Linked DNA regions of Homo sapiens: all the other regions are linked to region 4. The links are chromatin contacts, found by Hi-C or POLR2A ChIA-PET in ENCODE. All regions are on one chromosome and are shown on one strand. Each heading gives the region's core, a stretch centred on a gene start or an enhancer-like site at or near the end of the contact. The rest is flanking DNA. Distances are from core to core; before and after follow the strand shown.

What was found. Hi-C counts contacts between places; a loop is a spot of excess contacts on that map. ChIA-PET counts read pairs that join two places held with the same protein, here RNA polymerase II (POLR2A). Pooled maps may share reads with other maps.
Region 1: a pooled map shows a loop between it and region 4 (6-fold over the local background). The contact joins the enhancer-like site here to the promoter of YBX3 in region 4. A Hi-C loop is called at or near these places in 1 of 37 single-sample maps with no recorded cell type and 3 of 50 pooled maps. POLR2A ChIA-PET finds 5 or more read pairs at or near these places in 1 of 52 experiments (activated T-cell).
Region 2: a map of sigmoid colon shows a loop between it and region 4 (7-fold over the local background). The contact joins the promoter of DUSP16 here to the promoter of YBX3 in region 4. A Hi-C loop is called at or near these places in 3 of 168 maps with a recorded cell type or tissue (Right ventricle myocardium inferior, gastrocnemius medialis and sigmoid colon) and 10 of 50 pooled maps.
Region 3: a loop to region 4 is called in a pooled map, with 2.8 times the contacts of the local background. The contact joins the enhancer-like site here to the promoter of YBX3 in region 4. A Hi-C loop is called at or near these places in 1 of 168 maps with a recorded cell type or tissue (vagina) and 2 of 50 pooled maps.

The regions. Positions count from the first base shown.
Region 1 is chr12:11,834,991-11,838,402 of GRCh38, forward strand. The region is part of intron 2 of ETV6 (ETS variant transcription factor 6); the gene reads left to right. Among named protein-coding and RNA genes, the nearest start is that of ETV6, 190 kb to the left of the region's middle. RefSeq lists an enhancer at 1,425-1,654. Within about 2 kb of position 1,466, at least 15 of the 41 ENCODE cell types and tissues checked have a DNase peak (open chromatin) inside an H3K27ac peak, as active enhancers do.
Region 2 is chr12:12,561,613-12,565,038 of GRCh38, forward strand. DUSP16 (dual specificity phosphatase 16) reads right to left here and starts at 1,251. Exons shown (of 7, transcript NM_030640.3): 1 at 505-1,251. RefSeq lists silencers at 151-350, 371-490, 521-600, 1,051-1,560.
Region 3 is chr12:11,729,154-11,732,512 of GRCh38, forward strand. All of the region lies in intron 1 of ETV6 (ETS variant transcription factor 6), which reads left to right. Among named protein-coding and RNA genes, the nearest start is that of ETV6, 81 kb to the left of the region's middle. RefSeq lists a silencer at 1-12 and enhancers at 1,263-1,372, 1,613-1,712. Within about 2 kb of position 1,783, at least 22 of the 41 ENCODE cell types and tissues checked have a DNase peak (open chromatin) inside an H3K27ac peak, as active enhancers do.
Region 4 is chr12:10,721,445-10,725,038 of GRCh38, forward strand. It overlaps YBX3 (Y-box binding protein 3), which reads right to left and starts at 1,879. Exons shown (of 10, transcript NM_003651.5): 1 at 1,406-1,879. The coding sequence starts at 1,667. LOC124902876 reads left to right here and starts at 1,608. Exons shown (of 2, transcript XM_047429946.1): 1 at 1,608-2,216; 2 at 3,593-3,594. The coding sequence starts at 1,666. RefSeq lists silencers at 1,125-1,524, 1,655-1,754, 1,775-1,994.

The DNA of each region.
Region 1 (3,412 bases), core at 216-2,715, 1.1 Mb after region 4:
TGTCATCATTAGTTTAAGAACATCTCAGAAAGTCTGAAACAGGGTCAAAATGTACTGATGAATGTGGCTGCCCATTAAAGCATGGAATTGAAGAAATATTAGAAGTAAGTTTAAGGGCCTGGGTGTGTCACTGAAGGATATGACACAATATACTGGACCTACTCGGGAGAGGGGAGAAGTACAGTAGAATTTTTAGTAACTTTCTTAATCACAGCAGTTCACTTTCTCTGTACAAAATTCTTTTCAAATATTCTCTGAAACTAATTGGCATTAAAAATGCTGATCTTAGTAAATGGCCCTCAAGAGGCACGCTATGCGCACAGGGAATAGTATAATATAGGTGCAGAGTAATGGTCTCTCTCCTTCTCTCCTTTTTTTCCTTTTCCTAATGATCATTAACATCTATATTCTTTGACTTTGTTGAATTAAAGTTGCAAGAGATGGCCGTAAATAAAGCAAGTTATGTATGTGCCTCCCTCATTCTGCCCATGCAGCTTCTGTTCCATTTGCAGCTGTGAGCCGTGTAAGACTCTCAAGACCAAGCACCCATGAGTGCCTGGGAGCAAGTAGCCTGTGAAGGGAGGACTTTATTCCTGGATGCATTAAAAGCAGAGTCCCACCTACACCTCCCTCCTCTTCCCATTTATAAATCTACTTCTCCAGGGATCTACAGATTTTTTGGCTATATTTTTAGTCTGTTGATAATTTGAGAAAGTCTCCAAGGATCTAAGTCTTGGATGGGTAGGAGTCAATTCACTCAGTCTTTTTTGAATCCCTAATGGATGTTCAAAACCAGTCTCAATTCTGGATCTGGATGGGACATGCATGTCGAAGTACAGTGTGATGGATAAGAGCACAGATTCTGGAACCAGATTGCCTGGGTTCAGATCTCCGCTTCTGTCATTACTAGGGTTATGTGACCTTGGGCAAGTCCCTTAAATGCGTTGGGCCTCAGTTTCCTAATCTGAATCCCTATCATAGGGTTGTGTGAGCATGCAGTTGAATGAGCTAATATCTATTCATATAAAGTGCTTAGAGCAGTACTAGGTGCATAGTAGTGCTTAGTAAATGACTATTAAGTAAATTAAATCAGCCTGATTAGAATTGCCTCCAGGTGCAAGGCTCTATCCCATTTAGACACGCTAACACACAAGGTCTTAAGGGCTTTAGGTTTAAGGAAAAGGGGCTTTTTCCCCCCTCAATTCTACACCACAACCTTTTTATTCTATTGAATTACAAAGGAAATAACAGTGGGACTTGACTTTGAACACCAAAGTTTATCCAGCCTCTTTCCAGCTCGGTGAACGTGTCCACCTACTTCACTCTTTATGCTAAAGGAAGAGCAGCGACGCTGATAAATGTATTGAGTGGCCTCGAGCAGGTGGCTTGCTCTGTCAAGATCACTTTTGTATGACTGCTGGGATCACCACAGTCTCCCCTGTAACTTGCTGGGTTCCTCTTGTACATAAGCCGAGGGCATTTGCATCGGTTCCTGGTGAGGGGGTTTCCACACGGTGGCCCTGGTTGCTTCAGGGGCTGGGCTGTGGGAGACATTAATGGGAAGTGAAAAGAGAAACTGTTGTGCTTAACCGGCAGAGCTGTTTGGAGTGTGACTCTTCTTGTATTTAGGGAAAAGATTACTCATGAGTATTTTCTTCCATAGAATATAAAGAACCTCAAATTACTACTTGCATCCCCCACCCCCTTCTCACCCACCTCCCTCCGTTGCAGCGTGTCCTCTGCAGAAACTTCAGCATTTTACTCTCAATTCCCCTCCCAAGCAGGATTCAGTTCTGTATTTGCTTTGGGGCCCATGTTTCCAATAAGCCACCCTGTACTTTTTCCTGTTTCTGCCTGAGCATCTTCTGCTCACTGGACCTCTCACCTCCAGGCACCTTCCTAGGCCTGAGGAACCAGACCTTCACATGTGTCCCCTAATGGGAACTCCCTGTGTGAAGGAGAGGAAGGTCCATAATAACAAATCGCAGCGCCATTCTTGTTCAAAGGTGACACCATTGACAGTAAGGAGTTAGGTTTAAGGTTTTTACCAGTTCAAAAACTGAGATTTTGCTGAGTAACCCTCACTGCCACTCCCACCTCCCTGTGATTCTAGATACGTGTTTTCAAGGTCATTGGAGAGAGCTGGTACTTCCCATATCCATGGACTGTTTTTAATAGGCATCACTTTCTGGCCAGTCAGGAGTCAAAAACAAAAACTTTTAGTGGCTGTATTTTATTCTAAAGATCATAAAGCAGTAATGCACCATAAATTATTATTTGAAATTCTAATTTGTTTCCATGTGAAAAAAAAATTATCCTAAAAACACCAAGAAAAAAGCTCTTAAATGCTCATCTCTAATGATTTCCAGTGCCCAGTAGTTCTTTTTTTGGTGCACTACAAAAAAGGAATTTTGGTTTTGAGGGGACTTCCACAGGTTTAGAGGAAGCCAACTACCATTCCTCAAAACTACACTTTGCAAAGGAGCCACTTGGAAGACAATCATGCCCAGAGGCCCTGGACATTTTCCAGGGCATTTGAGCCGTTTGTTCCCCACTTCAGCAGGTAGGAAGAGCAGCCCCATATAGCAAACCAGATTGTTCTTTGGCATGCCTGGTTTAGGATGAAAGGTAATTTTTTCCAGGATCAAACTGAGGGACACTTTTATAACACACTTGTGAAGTCTTCGTAGCAAGTTTAAGTAACTTATAGTGAGAGACGGAAGCTCCTCTTAGCAACACTGATGCCATTGCTCTGTTTGAGCTATTGATTCACACCATGTGATTTTAGAGAATGAAGATCCATTGAACATCCAGCTTCTTCTGACCCAGCAGTTCTTAAATTTGGTCTCATGTCTCCTTTTGATTCTTAAAAATTAATGGAGACCCCAAAGAGCTTTTGCTTATATGGGTTATAGTTATCTGTAGTTACCATATTATTACATAAATTAAACCTGGGTATTTACAAAATATTTATGAATTTAGCAAGTAAAATAGCCAACTCTATATTAATGCAAACATATTTTAAAATATATTTTCCCAAACCAAAAATAATTTGTGAGAAGAGTAGCATTGTTACACATTTTTGAAAGTCTCTTAAAATCTGGCTTAATGGAAGATGGCTGGACGCTCATCTCTGTTTCTGCATTCAATCTGTTGCAAGATCACATCATATGCCTTCTAGAACATTCCACCTAAGAAAGAATGAGAGCGAAAAAGGCAAATAATTAATATTGTTATGACAAGATGTTTTACTTCATAGGCACCCTACAAAGGTCTCGGGAACCCTGATGGGTCCCAAGATCACATTTTGAGAACCACTGTTCTAACTTATCAAAGATTTCTCACAACAGCAAAATAAAATAAAACTATAGACTTACAGTCAGGCTCCCAGAGAGCCAACCTGAGCCAACCT
Region 2 (3,426 bases), core at 1-2,500, 1.8 Mb after region 4:
CCGTCACCACCCAGGTGGCCTCGCTGCTTACACCAAAGGCGAACTGGGGATAATGGGAACAGTCAGGCCAGGGCCCCACTTGGCAGGCGTGTTGTGTAACAGTCGCGCCTGGAAGTGAGCAGCTTCGCCCGCAAAGGTGCCGCGTCCCGCGGCGGCCGCTCCTCTCGGCGGGGCCCGGTCCAAGCGCCGCGCAGCGGCCGGGAGCGCACCCACTGCGACCCCGCGCCCGGCCGCACGCCCCCTTCCCGCTCCGGCCAGCCTCCGGCCAGGCCTACACCCCCGCTTCAAACGCTCCTGCGGCCCCCGGCCGCGGTCGCCCCCACGCCGCCTCCCGAAAGGGTGGCCGGTACGCCCGGGAAGGCAGAGACGGCGGGGCTGGAGCGCGGCGCCCGGCACCGGGAGTCGGGGCGCGCTGCGGAGCGTCCATGCGGCCGGGCGGGAGGGCGCCCCGGGCCCCGCACCCTCCCGCCCGCACACCCCGCGCGGCCCGCCAAGGCCACTTACTTTTGGGGCCGCCGACCTCCCAATTCCCTCAGAGGGAAACGAAAGTTGTCACGGCGTCTCCCCTCGGGCCCCCCTCGCCTCCCGGACTTGCGAGGCGCCGCCGCGGAGCCGAGAGGGCGGCTGCGCTCCCGCTCGCGTCCCGTCCCGTCGCTCTCCTCCTCCTCTTCTTTTCAGTATATTATCTTCTCCTTCTCTGAGGGGTGGGTTGGGGCGGGAGGCTTAGGAAGAGAGGAGACGCTCGCAACTTTTCTTCACTCTTTCTCTTCCACCCTCCCCCCCATCAGCCTTCAAAAAAAATGTCGAAAGAGATGAAGAACTTAGGGAGGTAAAGGTGGGGGGCCGCGTTGTGAAAGTGGGGGTTGGGGGGGAGAGAGAGGTGGTAATAATCGTTTAAAAACTGATTAAAGCCCCCCAAACACTGATACATAGAAAGAGGGGGAAAGGCGGGGGGGTGGGGTGGGGGGTTGGGGGAAAGAGAAAGAGTCGCTGGTCAGGAAACTTCAAGCGCGGATGAGGTCATTGGTTTAAAAATAAAGAGATGGCGTCACTTGAAACCAATCCCAGTGAATGAACTCAGCGGAGCCCCGGGGAAAGGAGGAGACAGGCGAGGGCAGGGCGGTGGGCGCCGGGCGGGGCCGCGCGCTCGCCCATCCCGCGGCCGCCCGAGCCCGGAGCGCGGCTCCGCGCCTCGTTCCGGCCGCTCGGGGAGGGGTCAGGTCATGTTCCCTTCCAGAGTCCGGCGACTCTGAGGCAGGTTCCGCGGGCGCCGCTGGGAGGAGCCGGAGCTGCCGGAGGAGGCGGCCCCGCGGCCTCCTCCCCCACCTCTCCCTCCTCCTCCTCCTCCTCCCGCGCCCGCGCGCCCGCCCCCTACCCCCGGGCTCGCGGCCCCGACCCCCGGGCCGGGGTGTCCGCCTCCAGTGCTGCGCCCCAACAGGTATCGGAGGGTTTTCTCCCTCACCCAGACGCAGAACCTTTCCCTCCTCCTTGAGCTGTTTCCAGCTGCCTCACCAACGTCAAAAAACGCAAACACTGATTTGAGAGAATTACACTCGCTCTGTAAAAAGTCTGGCGAATGCAAAAGGCAAGGCTCTGCCATCTCTCAGGAGAGAAGTTACAGGTACTTCAAGAAAAATCACACTACTGTTGTCAGGCATTCAGCTATCTATATGTTTATGGTTGAAAGCCCCCACATAAATGTTCCTACATTACTTTACTTTGCTTATATTTACAAATACAAGGATAAGCAGCCTACATTTTCTTTAAAAATGTTTTCTACAGGAGGCAGCGCAGAAACATCTTTAAATAAGACCAGGGGTTAACCGCCTCTTGAGAGGTACAAAACCCTTGTTGATTTAACTCCACATACCTCGTGCATTTTATTATTTGAATTCATTAAAATGTCTGTTTTGAGATGACATTATGCACTTTGGAAAACGAGAGACCTGAGGTGGTGACAAACCAGGACTTGGAATCACTGAATAGGACAATCGGAGCTTTATTCCAATGTTCTTTGAGCATTTGAGCATGAAGCTGCTTCTACTGAGAAGTACTCACGTGGATATCACATAACAAAGATGTGATTAATGACGGAAAAGCACCCTGCGAGTGGACTGCTCCATGAGCCAGAATTTATGTGTAGGAATAATCTAACTCTTCAAATATTCCATTTACAATGTGCCGGATTGGGACACTAGACCCTAAAGGCACTGTTTGCTGTGGGATATCCATGTGCACCCTGCCTAAAGCACGTTTTTCCACTAGCAAAAGAACTGATAAGCAGGTTTGGGTGGGTTCGAAAGATAATACACCCCTGTTACTACTTTTCTGCCTTTAAGTCCTGCAACTAAAGGCATTCCTTATGATTGGTAATCATTGAAGGTTAGTGTTGCGGGGTATGGCCCTGGGAACTTCTGGCCCATCTTTTATAGGAGGGAAAAAAAAAGCCCATTTGAAGATGGGAGGCACCCTAGCACCTCTGGCAGTAGTAGGTAAAGCCTGAAGGCCACAGATGGAGAAGCAACTTTGAGCCTGTGCCTCTGGCCTCTTGAAGACTTTGCTAGGGGAAGCAAATCTCTCCCACTGCTCCCTGTCCTCTGGTGGCCAGGAGGTGTTACTGCAGCTTCCTTGGGATTATTTGTGCTCTACCAGGAAACCCCTAAAAATCTAACTGTAGACCTTTGTTGGAGGTGTTGGGATTTTTAGGAAGGAAGAAGAAGATAGTCCTTTTACTAGTGGTACAGAGCATGGATCTTGCCTGGAGGAAAGATTCATGAGAATTAATGGTATCCCCTTTGCATGCCAAAGTTCCAGTAACCTTGCTTTAACTGACATGGCTTGAAACGTTTCTCCCCTTTCCTCAGTTACACAATTAAGTTTGTGTAATGTATGATGTGGTGCCATCATAGCTATCATAGAAGTCTCTCAGGGTATTTCATCTATTTCTGGAAACAAGACGTATATTAAAGCTCATTAAAAACGAAATCAATGATTGAGTGATGTACAATATTGGTTAAAAGAGTCAGGGGGCCGGGCGTGGTGGCTTAAGCCTATAATCCCAGCACTTTGGGAGGCCCGAGGCGGGTGGATCATGAGGTCAAGAGATCGAGACCATCCTGGCCAACATGGTGAAACCCCGTCTCTACTAAAAATACAAAAATTAGCCAGGCGTGGTGGTGGGCGCCTGTAGTCCCAGCTACTCAGGAGGCTGAGGCAGAAGAATCACTTGAACCCGGGAGGTGGAGGTTGCAATGAGCCGAGATCGCACCACTGCACTCCAGACTCCAGCCTGGCAACAGAGTGAGACTCCATCTCAAAAAAAAAAAAAAAAACAAACAAACAAAAAAAAACATCAGGGGAGAAAAGGAGCAATGTAGGCTGGGATTATCAGGGAAGGCACCTTATAAAGAGTTTTGACCTTATCCT
Region 3 (3,359 bases), core at 533-3,032, 1.0 Mb after region 4:
GCCTTATCACCGTTTCCTGCTCAGGCAGGTAAGATCTGCTGAAGGAAGGAACCGTTGCCAACTGGCCAGGTGTGCCAGTTCGTGGCCTAGAAGGGGCAGCTGTCAGTTGAACTTTGCCCATGTTTTCAGGATTTTATCTCAACTCCTGAGTAGTCTCATCTGGGTGGGAGCACTAGAATTGAAGGCCTGTTCAAAGGTTTTGTGCCTTTAACTGGAGAATTTTTTGGAAGCCCCTTAGAACTGCCAGGCAGCCATGTGGGATCAGGTGGGGGGGACTGGGCTGCTGTGTGGTAGATTTGAGTTCATGTCTCATAAATGGACTCTCCCCGAATCTGAGAGGGTTGCTCCCTAAGTCAACTACTTAATAATTAATGGAAAGGAGATGTGACAGGAATAGCCAATTTCCCTGTCCTGTTTGGTATGACTGTTGGCAATTTGATGATTCCTTCCTTAACCTTGAAGCAATCTCAGTTTGACTGACTCATACTATGGGGAAGATAGTGGCCTTTGAACTCTTGACTCAATACAGTCTTGACCTTGGTTAGATACTACCTTGACCTCTGGATAAAACTGTACTGGGCATTACTATTTTATTGATTGTTCTCTCAACAAAACAACCGTATCTTTAAAAAATTTTTTTATCTTACATGTCTGAAGTAGAAGGTCACCTCTTTTGTAGTGAAAAAATAACTATTTTCCCCATGGTGTGCTGAATGCATGGGTTAAAGCAGGTAGACCAGCTGTCCTGGGTTTTATCCCTATGTGTTTTTTGCTGATTCACAAAGGCATTTAATTTCTCTCTACCACGCTTTCTAGGTCTGCAAAATAGAAAGGGGAGTTCATGACCATCTATGCGTTACTGGGGGATTTTTCTGTGCAAGCGAAAATTATTGATGCAACCAGAGGACTTGCTGCCAGCGTCGAGGGGTGCATTTTACTCCCTCTGTAAAGAGGCCAGCAGTAATGATAGAAACACAGTGCATTTGACTCTGACCTTATATTTGACAACTCTTCCTCTACAATCCTTAAAAAACATGCCTCACCATTTAAGAGACCAGCAGCAGGCCTTCAGCAAAGCCCACGGTCTAGGCAGCCTTTGTAGGCCTCTGGGATTGTGGTGAGAAAACCTTATCCCTCTCTTATTTCCTGATAACTTTACATTTTAGAGGTGTCTGGAAAGAAAGGTGGCAGAAAAGCAGCATAACCTGCTTGACAAGTCCTGTACAAACAGAAGTCCAATGAGGCTGCTGCTCTGGGGTTGCCAAGCTCAAGGAAGCCAATTGTAGTGTGCACAAAGGTGCAAGTCACCAAGGCCTCAGAGAGCTCCAAGGAAGCCTGTGCAAAGGCAGGATTTAGAGTTCTAAGGACGGGTTGTCCAGCGCAGCCCAGCAGAGAACCTAGGTCCATAACTGTGGACTCTCCTGTGAGGGAGCCATGTTGCGGGGTGGACATCTGACAGTTGTCCCTGCTCTGTGAACCTGCGACTTCATCCTACAGGTGCAGAGAATGGTTTTGGCAACTCTCTCCACCGCAGAATGTGGGCGGACTTCTGAGCTGGGTTTGATTTTCCTCTTTTGCTTTGGAGTGTACAACAATCAACCCTTTAGAGCAGAAGTAGAGGAATGGAAGACTTTCCCATGGCCCAAGACCCCTCAGTGGGTTGCTGTTTGCTCTTCCCTAGAATATTATAATGTTCAATTTATGCCTCCAGGAGACCAGAGACACACGTTTCCCAAATGTGGGTACAGGTGGCTTTAAGCTGTTTCTGTGAGTAGAGGCCCAGTGACATGTTCCCCAGTGTAACCCCCTCCTTGGTTTCACATCCCCTCTACCCGATTCTAGGCCAAGCCCCTCCAGTGTAGTTGGTGACCCAGAACAGGTGAAAGTGAGGCTGCCTTTTGTAGCACTGCTCTTTGTGAATGGGAAGTGCTGCTGGGGAGAAATGATTTTAAGTGTGAGCTTTGCTGTTAGGGGCAGCCCTCTTTCTCCACTGCAATAAGAAGAGTCATGACTAAGTCTAGAAAGGCAGGTTTTGATCTTTAGGATACTGTGATGTATGAAATAAAGGTATGTCCTTCTTATTCGGTGTTGCATTGTCAGCACCTAACACAGTGTTTAATTAAAGCAAAAATTTTTGTATTGAAAATATAACTAGGTGGAGGAGTAAGTCAGTGCTACTTAAGTGTGAGTATTTGTCTTCCCTGATCAGATGGTTTTCTACGTACTCAAAATTTCATGTAGTAAGAATGCAGGATGCTTATGGAGAAAAGTGAGTGTTGTTTGTTTCTCCTTAATATTTATATATAAAAGCAAGAGCTTATTAAACTTTTAGACGTCTTTGGAGGTTTGAAATTTCCCACTGTTATTCTTAAGAAGAGAAGAGAAAGAATAATTTTTTTTCTTCTGTCTTATTGGCCTTTAAGGAAAAGCGAATTTCAGAAAAACATGGGACGGAACAGGAAGTGTTTACAGGTTTAGTCATACTTGTTAGGTATGAAAAAGCCCCACTGCCTTCTCATATTGTTTCTTTTATGAACTTAACACTTCCTACTTTGAGAATACCTTCCTCCCCAAGGGCTCAAAGCCCTTCATAGTCATTAATTTGCATCTTGCTAATTTTCTTAAAAAATTAAAATGTTAACTACCATTTAGCTGGTATTCTACCAGCTAAAACTTCCAGCTAAATGCATTTTGTCTGTCTGTATGTATTAGCTCAGTTGAAAATGTGATCCTACTGAAGGCAGTAGGGTAACCGGCTTGTCCCAGTTTCCCTGGGATTTCAGTTTTAGTACTGAAAACCCCACATCCCCGGAACCCCTTCAGTCCCAGACAAACCAGCATGGTTGGGTCACCCAAGAAGGCGACCAGTTCAGGTAGCTCTGCATAAAGAGAAGATGTTCCACCCTGCAGTCCTTACCTTAAATCTAGGCAGCTACCTTAAGAATTGACCTAGACAGCAGTGTGTGCATGGCTCAGTGCAAATCTTTAGCATCACCTGGTAGAAGACAACACTGAGCACACAGTCGCAGAACTAGTGCAGTTCGAGGTACGTGGAAATGTCTCTGCAAAGTAATATTTCTGGTTTCTTGTTTTTTTGTCTACCCTTTTCCCCTTTACTGCACTATATGGTGAAAAACGAAAACAAGAACTGCTAACTACCTGATTTCCGAAACAAGAAGTGTGATCTCAAATATTTCTGTTGATCTCAGGTTTTTCATCTGAAAAATGAGGATGCTGGTCTCAATTTCTAAGGCCCCTTCCTGCCCAAACTTACCAGGAGGAAAGAAGCTGGAAGTAGAAAGCAGGAGAGGTTCAAAAAGAAAATGGGATGCATCTCCTTTAGTAAGCTCTACTCTGGA
Region 4 (3,594 bases), core at 629-3,128:
ACACAAGGTTTTCTCTCTCAGACATCTGGCAGAAAGTGTTCCAAGAAATATTTGCTAGAAACAACATCACAATGTACTACTGACTAGATTTAAGCAACTTTTAGTCCAGCAAAATCAGGCCTATTTTGTTTCTTAACCTACACAGGTTACAATTAGCATGTTGTTTGGTAGGGACTTAGTAAAAGCCCTAGAAAAAAAAAACAAGAAAATAGTCCTCTCAAGGTGGGGAATATTGAATACACTTCTCTCACATTGCTCCCTCAACTTTCTTCCCAAAGGGGAAGTAGGGCTCAGAGAGATGAGACAAACATGCCCCACCCCAAATAGTGAAGAGGTCTCCGAAGCATCCTACACCATCTGTTAACGTTCCTGTTTATAAGAGCGAACGATATGGACACACACCCTTTAGGGAGGTTATTCACCACCCACCTGCTTTGCAAGCGTTTAAGAACTCACACAGGGGCGTTACTTACGAAAAGAACGCTTGTTATGTGACTAAACCAACAACCATCACAGAAACCCTTTCCATCCACTGCCCCCCCAAATCTCAACATTTCATCTTCCTGTTTCCCTTCCTACGTTACAAGTGCCAAGGTAACAATGTTTTGAACTAACGTCATACCCCCACTTCCGACAAAGTTTTTTCAGCTGCTACACCACGTGCGTTCCCACAGTCCGGGAAGAGGGAAGCGTGTAGCCATTGGTGGACACTGAATGGCTGTTTGCAGCCGTGGGCACAGAGAGGGGGAGGAAGACGTGGGACTAAGACCCAAGTTTCCCGGAGACGATTGCAACATCTCTTTGCTGGCATGTGGCCAACAGGAGCATGGCGTCTTTCCCATGCCCATGTGGGAAGGGCGTCAGGGACAGACACCTGACCCTTCCTGGCAAGAAGCTTTTCTATCTTTCCCTCCCCGTCTCCTTCTAGCGCCCTCCTCTTCCCCAAAGGAAATGCTCTCCTTTCCCAGATCCCAAGCAAGGACCCCAAAGCGCCAGGCCCACGTGTCGGTCCTTCCCCTACATCCATCCCTACCCAAGGTCCCCTCTCCCAGACTGCCTCTCCTTTCTTCTCCAAACGCAGGCATTTTCCACCACGCGAATCCGCAACAGTGCCCGTCTGGGAGACAGAAGTTAAGACCTAAACTTTCTGGCCCGGAACCAGAAGGGAGATGCACACGGCCGCCAGGAGCGCAGGGCGCAGCGCGCTCACCTGGGAGCGCCGGCAAGGGAGGCGGCCAGCGCTGGGGACCCGGAGACCCCTGGGGACCCGGAGATCCCTGGGGACCCTGTGCTGTCAGCGTCTCCAGCCCGGGTGGGAGATGTAGCGCGAGCTGCCCACACGTGCTCCGCGGCCGGCTGGGCCCGCCCCACTACGGCAGCCCCTGCCCTCCCTGGCCTGACTCACCGAGAACTTTTTTCTCCGCGTCTTCGCTGCCGGCGGCGGTGGCTAAAGAGGCGGCGGCCGCGGTGCCCGTGGCTGCGGGGGCCGCGTCCCCACCGGGGTTTCCTGCGACGTGGGCGGCGGGCGCCGGGGCCGCGGCCTGGGGCGCACCGCTGCCCACCGGGCTCTTGGGCGCGGGGTCCTGGGGAGCCGCGGCGGCCGCCTCCGTCGGAGCCTGCGGGAGGGTGGTGGTGGTGGTGGTGGTGGCCTCGCCCGCCTCACTCATGCCTCCTCCTCCTCTGCTCTCGCTCAGGCGCCTCGGTGGCGGTTGGTCGGCGGTTAGCGCGGCTGGTGGTCGCGGCGGCCGGGGCTCGCTCTCGGGGAGGCCGGGGCGGATCTCGCGGCGCAGGCGGCGGCGGCCGAGGTGGGGTCGCGCGGCGGAGGCGGCTCGAGCTTCGTGCTGCGCGCTCTCTCTTGGGCTCCTCGCTCGATCTTACTGCCCCAAAAATGGCCCCGCACAAGTTTTTCTAGGCGGCGCACCGGCCCGGGAGGGAAGGGCGGGCGAGGGGAGAGGGTGGGGAAACTTGGCTCGGGAGTCGGGCCCTGGACTCTCATTAGCATTTAAAGGCGCCCGGTGCGCTTTCTATGGCTCCAATCCGCCGGGACGCGAGCGCGCGGGTCGCGTTGCAGAACCAAGGAAAGCCAGGGTGAACGGGGCGCCCGGGTTGTCTTCTGGAGCGTTCCGAGGAGCCCGCGCTGCTGACCCTTTGTTGGAGCGGGGTGCATTGGCTCTCCTCCCTCAACCCGTCTTGACACCCGCAGCTGACAAGGAGAGGTAAAATAGGGCACCCAAACTACTCTGCGCTTTACCCTCTCAAACACTTGTTTTTAAATCCTTTGCATCTAGTCAGTCATTCAACATGTATCAAGCACCAGCAGCTATTCGTAGCACAGCTGTTAAGACCTGGAATAATAAAACCTTAAGACTATTTGGCAACTTACTCCTGAAAGGTAATATACGGATAATTTCATCTGTAACACGCAGATGAGGAAATTGACCTCACAGATTTAATGTAAATTCAGAGTTTACACCAATTTAACCGCAACAAATAAGGAGCTGTCAATATATATTTAATAAGGAACACACACAAAAAAAGCTGAATAAATCCACTTCCTACCTTCTGCTCCAGTTGCCTCTGCCAGCTGGTGAAAGCTTAAGGAACTGAGCCCTCTTAGCCTCGAGGATGAGAGGTATAGAGAAACAGATCACCCAATAAACATTATTCCCAAGTTGAAGAGCCCACATGCCCTTTGAGAATGGGCTGGATGGTAGTAAACACAGGGCCAGAGGGTCTGGGATCTGTACCCAAAGACTGTCTGGAATACAGGACTATTTGGCCCCTAGGGTTCAGACAGACTAGGTATAAATTCTGGCTTTGTTTTTTATTAACCAGGTTAACTTGGGACAGAGATTCAATGTCCCAGAGTCGGTTTCCTGCTTTATGAGAGGTTCTCAAAGGTGACATGAAAAGTAGATGAGATTATCATGTGTCACTCCAGTGTCCGGTCCACCTAAAGCTCCTTTGTTTTGTTTGTTTTTTAAGTTATTGCCTGTTCCCTCAAACAATTTACCAAATTTTTTTCCAGGAATATGTCTGTAATGTCGATGTCTACCTTAACATCAGTAGGGTAACTATCAAGTGTAATTCATCTTTGTATCTCCACTGGTTAGTACAGTACGTAGCACAGAGTTTGGACATAGTGAATGTTTACAAAATGAAAACAGACCAAATTCTTCCAAACTCAATTACTTATCTGCACATTTGCTATCAATTATTATGAAACTTTCCTGAATTCTTACTTTCTTATTTCATCCACAAAAAACACAAAGAAAATAAGTTATTTGAAAAAATAGCAAATTATGTAATTTTGAGCTTTTCTATGTAATTCATCAATATTTAAAAAATTACAAACTCTTAAATGTTAGATTCATATTTTAGTTTGACTTCAGTATGGAGCATACAGTGATGTTATATAAATGTAGATGCTTTTAAAATGCTGGTCTAATTCTAAGAATGATTAAATTATTTCTTCATGTGAAAGATTATGGTCTTAATTACAATTAAATTATAAACATGATTTATTCTGGTGAGGACTGACCATTGACTTTCTTATTCAGCAAAATGATTATCATTGCTATTTACCTTTCAGAA